Linked DNA regions of Homo sapiens: region 2 is linked to region 1. A link is an interaction called in ENCODE POLR2A ChIA-PET data of the cell type or tissue named here. Cell type or tissue: PC-9. All regions are shown on one strand. Each heading gives the region's core, and the rest is flanking DNA. Links, peaks and the distances in the headings are about the cores only.

What was found. ChIA-PET counts read pairs that join two places held together with the same protein. Peaks named below come from ENCODE experiments on the same cell type or tissue, not always from the same donor. Only the 100,000 strongest peaks of a DNase experiment are listed, where the experiment ranks them.
Region 2: POLR2A ChIA-PET joins it to region 1 with 18 read pairs; 2 of 35 experiments call an interaction of 5 or more read pairs at or near these places.

What each region holds. Positions count from the first base shown.
Region 1 is chr14:61,493,829-61,496,749 of GRCh38, forward strand. The region is part of intron 10 of PRKCH (protein kinase C eta); the gene reads left to right. Among named protein-coding and RNA genes, the nearest start is that of PRKCH-AS2, 50 kb to the right of the region's middle. In PC-9, for the core only: no CTCF peak of the experiment used is centred there; no DNase peak of the experiment used is centred there.
Region 2 is chr14:61,366,868-61,369,788 of GRCh38, forward strand. All of the region lies in intron 1 of PRKCH (protein kinase C eta), which reads left to right. Among named protein-coding and RNA genes, the nearest start is that of PRKCH-AS1, 46 kb to the left of the region's middle. In PC-9, for the core only: no CTCF peak of the experiment used is centred there; DNase peaks (open chromatin) are centred at 514 and 1,674; H3K4me3 peaks cover 2,500 bases; H3K27ac peaks cover 2,500 bases.

The DNA of each region.
Region 1 (2,921 bases), core at 226-2,725:
ACCTGAACTAAGACAGTGATGGTAGGGCTGATGAGAAAGGCATAAGAGATAATAGCAAGTAAAGCTGATAGGACTTAGTATTTGGGTGGATTCAGGGTAAAAAAGAAACCGGAAATCATTTCCAGGTGTTTAGCTAGAAGGTTGAGTGGATGGCAGTGCCATTAGCTAGGAGAGATCATGTGCCTAGGAAGAAGTCTAGGCAAAAGAGGAAGAAGTTTTAGAAAGGTTGTATGACAGGTGCCTGAGGTATACTCCAGTGGAGATGCTCCATGGATAGGGGCATAGGAGTCTGAAGCTCAGTAAAGAGGATGGGCTGAATTAAATATTTGGAAGTCATCAGGACATAGCTATTAGTTGAGACCACGAGACTGAATGAGATCACCCAATAGGAGTCTCTTAAATGGAACAGTGTGAGTCAAGGACAGAACCCTGGGGAACCAGACTCCATTAGAAATCTGCCTAAATTTGGCTCCAGGGTTATAGAAACAATTGGTATGTTCATCATTTAGAGTAAGTATCCCCAAAGTGCCAGTGTATTAAAAATATAATTCCATAAAAGTATAGAAAAAGATCACTTACTTTAGAGTATGTGTGTGACGCTACATATATTCTTCCTACTGAAAGAATGCTGGACATGGTTTTCAGAAGCCCTGCATGCTAGACCCAGCCCTGGTCCTGGGGATGTGGGCAGGTTGCTGAATGCCCCTAGCCCTTTGGCCCATCTGTACAGTGGAGGTGCCATTGACACAGCTTCCCAGCAGGGTCCTTGTAAAACTCAAATCAGATGGAAGTGGAAATGCGAATGCTTTTTGGAACATGCCGTGTCAATATAAGAGGTTATCTTTGCATATGTGCTGTCACCTGATTTGGGTTTTCTTGGTATCCATAGGCATAGGCAGCAATTATTCTCAAGACACTGCCTGAATAACAGGTAATTCTTCATAGAAATTGGAGTTTTAGCTTGTAAAAATCAACCTTCTGAAGACCAGTCTCTATAGTAAACTCTGGTCATGCTTTTCTTTGAAACCAAATCATTTTCTCTGTATTTTCACAATATTTTGGAATTGCAAGTGATTGATATACTTACCATGAACTTACCATAAACCCTTGAGATAATTTTCTTAGGAAGTCCTAGGGCATATGTGACAGGTTGTACAACCTGAAGACTATACTCTGGCATTTTGCTTCAATTTCAACAGTTTCTAATGTTTAGGGGAAGCAGTTGACCTCATTTTGAGTTTACGCCTTCTGGTATTAAAGCAGATGTTTGATGGTTAATTTGAGAGGAGATTCAAGAACCTTTTCAGACCATTAGTGGAGTGAACATCCTGAGGGTGTAATCCCAGTAATGCAGTTTCTCAAAGGACCTAACTTTATAACAGATAGACATTTAAGTCCTGGGACACCTTGATCATTTTTCTGTACTTCATATATTAAACCAGAATGCTGATCCTGGCATACCTCCTCAGGGTTTGGCCTTTTCATCAGTGAAGGCTGTGACTATTTGGAACTAATTGATAAATGTGTTAGTGGCTTTCACCAGCTAATGAAACCAGGCCACCAGTTTTGCTCTTCTTCCCACCAAATTGACCAAGCAACCAATTGCTTCATTATAATTACAGAGAATCTTGGATTTATTTGCTGAACAAGAAAAATACAGTCATTTAATCTTTATGTATTAAATGAACACAACCATTTGTAAAAAGTAATTGAATTGTACAGTTCAACAAATGTTTATGAAAAGTCTACCCAATGCAAACCTTTGTCAGGCTCTTAGGGAGTAAAAGAAGAATAAAGACAGGTCCTGCCCTCGAGCTTGGGGTGTTTGTTCTTTCCGTTAACAAATAATTTTTTTGTTGTTGGGCACTCACTGTGTACCAGACGCTACTGTGAGCTCTGGAAAAATACAGGAAATAAAACAGACAAAACCCCCTCCTCTCAGGGAGCTTAACTTCTAGCACAAGTAGTAGGACAAAATATAGAAAGAACACAAAAGTAGGACAAAAGACAAAAATATATTGAATGTTAGGGTGATTCAGTATATGGATAAAAAACTTGGTAGGAGCAATATAAAATTCAGTAACAAAGATTTACTGTTTGACACAGAGATTTTTAAAAGCTTCTCTGATAAGGGACATTTGAGCAGATGAACAAAGACCTAAGGATGGGAGGAGGCAGCTCCATGTGAATATCTGGGAGAAGAGTGTTCTAGGCCAAGTCCTTGGAGGGAGAGTGCGCAGTGGGATCAAGGAGCAGCAGAGGGACCAGTGGGCTGGAGCAGATGAATTCGGGCGTCATGGGCGTCGAGGGCCCAAGCCTTTTTGTTTTCTTTCTGCAATACAGAATGCTAACCACATGTGTTGAGCATTTGTCCTGTAAGGATAAACTCCTCTGTTTAATTGTATCTTCTGTATGACAGTTGCACAAGGTAAGTGGCATTATCCTTATTTTGCAGACAAAGGTCAGTGACATTATCCTATATTTGAGGCTCTGGGAAGTGAAAGGACTTGTTCAAGGTCACACAGTATGTGGTGGAATCTACAATTCCACTCCATGATATCCTTTTGAATCCATGCAGGTGCTGAGTTCCCTCACCCATCAGGCCTTTCCACACGTTTCCCCCTGCTTAGAATGCTCCCCCATCTCTTTGCCAAGCTTCCAGCTACCAATTCTTGCAGTCTCATCTTAGTCATCACCTCCTCTGATAAGCCTTTCCTGGACTCCCCTACCCTCCAGATTCCATCTAGGTTAGGTGCCCCCTCTGTTCCCATGGCATCCCGTGAAACCCTTCCCTTAGTGCTTTCCATAGGCTGTGCCCCTGTGCATATGGGTTCATGAAGGCAGGGACTGTGGCTGTCCAAGCCCAGCCCCTAGGACAATGACAGGAGAGTTAGGTGTTCTTAGGTGTTCATGGAATTGAC
Region 2 (2,921 bases), core at 252-2,751, 130 kb before region 1:
ACCTCCCCAGCCTTAAATCCACTGAGAGGAGCTCTCTGTCTAGGGATGTGGCTCCTTCTGCTGGCTTCTTCCCTTCTCTAAGATAGCAGTGAGATGCACTAAACATGAGATTTCTAAAACAAATACTTCGATGAGTAGGAAAGTCTGTTTTCCTGAATATATCCACTTTCCTACATATTCCATTGCTTGTGGAAGCAATGACCCAAGGGTTATATGCAGGACTTTTTCTTACTTTGGCAGACTGGAGACCCAGAGCTCAGAGAAGGCAGAAAGTGTGTTAAAGAACAATAGGAAAAGTGGTGAGAGACAGGCAGATGAAGGAAGCATGAACTACCATCACAGAGAAAGGGTAGAGTCAGCAGGTAATTCTCAAAGGGATGTGCATCTGCCCCTAACCCAATCTAAATGCCTGACTCAATGTCCTCAGAGGACACGAACCCTGGAAAACAAGTATGAGATGATACTACTCAGGTATTGCGTGTGTGTGTGTGTATGTGTGTGTGTGTGTGTGTGTGTGTCAGAGGTCAGCCCTGATGTAATTGCCACCGAGGTCACCGTGGATGAGGTCATTGTGGGTGAGGTTACAGTGCAAGAGCTGTCTTTTGGTGCTGTTCTGGTCTTGTGATTTCCCTATTTTCAGCACCCAGTAGGTAGGTGCTCAATAAATGTTTGTTGGAGGAATGGGTGCTGGGGCCAGCCCCCTAACTCTGGCCTCTGTTGGACGTTTTGTGACCTGGAATCATTCTAGAAGGAAAGAGACTGCCCAGAGTGGATTTGTGTCCTGCTTGTGACTTTCTTGGTAACAACTACAATGAATATGCTCCCCAGGCTCTTAATCTGGAGAACTCCTTTTTTTTTTTTTTTTTTTAAACAGTCTCGCTCTTTCACCCAGGCTGGAGTGCAGTGGCGCAATCTCGGCTCACTGCAAGCTCCGCCTCCCAGGTTCACGCCATTCTCCTGCCTCAGCCTTCCAAGTAGCTGGGACTACAGGAGCCCACCACCACGCCCGGCTAATTTTTTGTATTTTTAGTAGAGACGGGGTTTCACCTTGCTAACCAGGATGGTCTCGACCTCCTGACCTCGTGATCCGCCTGCCTTAGCCTCCCAAAGTGCTGGGATTACAGGCGTGAGCCACCGCGCCCAGCCTGGAGAGCTCTTGATCTGTAGGTGAATCTTAGTATGAGGGCCTTGGAGGAGCTTCCAAGTGTCTGAGAGCCTCATGAAATGGGATGCAAAGTTAGGAATTTCTAAGGAGAAAGTCAGAGGAGCCTCTGATTCCCAGCCGGCTGCTAAGCCCTTCCTTAACCAAGGTTCACCCTCCCATGTTGCCTGCTGGGCTGCCTTACAGCAGCCTCTAGTTCCAACATCTGCTGTAGATTTCTGACACTCACAGTCTACCCTTCACCTCTTCTCTGGCTATTACCAGTACTTCCTCACTATCCCTAGTCATGGGAAAAAAAAAAAAGAGAACCGTGTCCCCAAGATGATCTTGCCTTTGAGCCTTGTGTGTTTCCTGACAGGGAAAAGGCCCTGTACTGCCATGTCCTCCCCTCTGGCTGCTTCATGCCGGGTCTTCTGCCTAATACCTGACACAAGGAGACTCCTCCAGACTGAACTGCGAGGAAAGGCTTTACAGGCAGAACAGGCTCTGCAGAGTTGCTGCTCAGTAGGCCAGGGGTCAGCAGACTTCATGCTGTGTGCCTTAGGCCACATGAGTGATCCTCCTGTAGATATTTCCCATCAGTGAAAACAGAGCTGGCACTGATCACCTCCTCTCTTACAGACTGCGGAGCTAAAGTGGGCTGCTGGTTGGAATGTGCTGTGAAAGTTGGAATGTTTTTGCAAATTTTATTTTATTTTTTGAATTTGAAGTAGAAAGCTGTTTGATTATAAATGGTGACTTTTCCCTTCTAAAATCATTTAAAATTTTTGTACCCTTTGAAAATGACATTTAATTATAGGCACTCAAAGTGCAGTTGACAATTATTGTTATTTTTGGGGAATTGTTTAAAGGATGTTCATTCATGCATGCATTTTTTTCATTATTTACTTATTCAGAAAGATGTGGAAGTCTAATATGTGCCAGGCACTGGGAAACAGTGATCCTGCTGCTCATATTTCCATTCTACACCCAAGCTGTGTACTTGGTCATGTGGCTTGGATCTTTGTAAATCTCCTTTACCCTCTTTGCCCTGAAGAACGTTATTAGAACTTGGTATGCAAAATACACCATTGGCTGATTGTTGGAATACTTTTGAGCAGGTTTGTAACCACTTTCAGTGGATGCTGTGTGAAGACCCACTAAAGCAGTGGTTCTCAAGGTGTAGCTTGCATCAGTATCACCGGGAGGGTTTGTTAAAACAGCTTGCTGGACCCCCATGCCCAGATTCTGTTTCAGTCCCTGACTGCATTTCTAACAAGTTCCCAGGGGATACTTATGCTGCTGGTCTTGGGGATCACACTTTGAGAACCTCTGCATTAGAGACATTTCTTTAGACCTAAGGGCTTTGAAGTCTCTTCTCCTGAGAAATTGGTGTGGTTTCATTAGGGTTTATCGTGAACCTTGTTTGTGAACCTGGTTTTCTTTTTGTTTGCTTTGCTTCGCGTCAGAAATTCAGATTCAAATTTGTAGCTCAACTTTAAGAAAATTTTAACAGTTACATCTTAACTTTTCCCAGCCTTGATTTCCTATTTCATTTTCCCCATTCTGATTTTACATGTTTACACAATATAAGTTCCTGTATACTGACTGTTTTGTGGAATGTAGTATATATTGAGAAATATGATTGCAGTCAGTGTTCTTTTCTTGGACATTTGTCTTTCGAATCAACTCTAAAGTATTACATGTTTTGACTGTTTAATGCATTAGTTATGGGAGTAGATTCCCCAGAAGAATTATATTATTAATAGCAACTAACCAA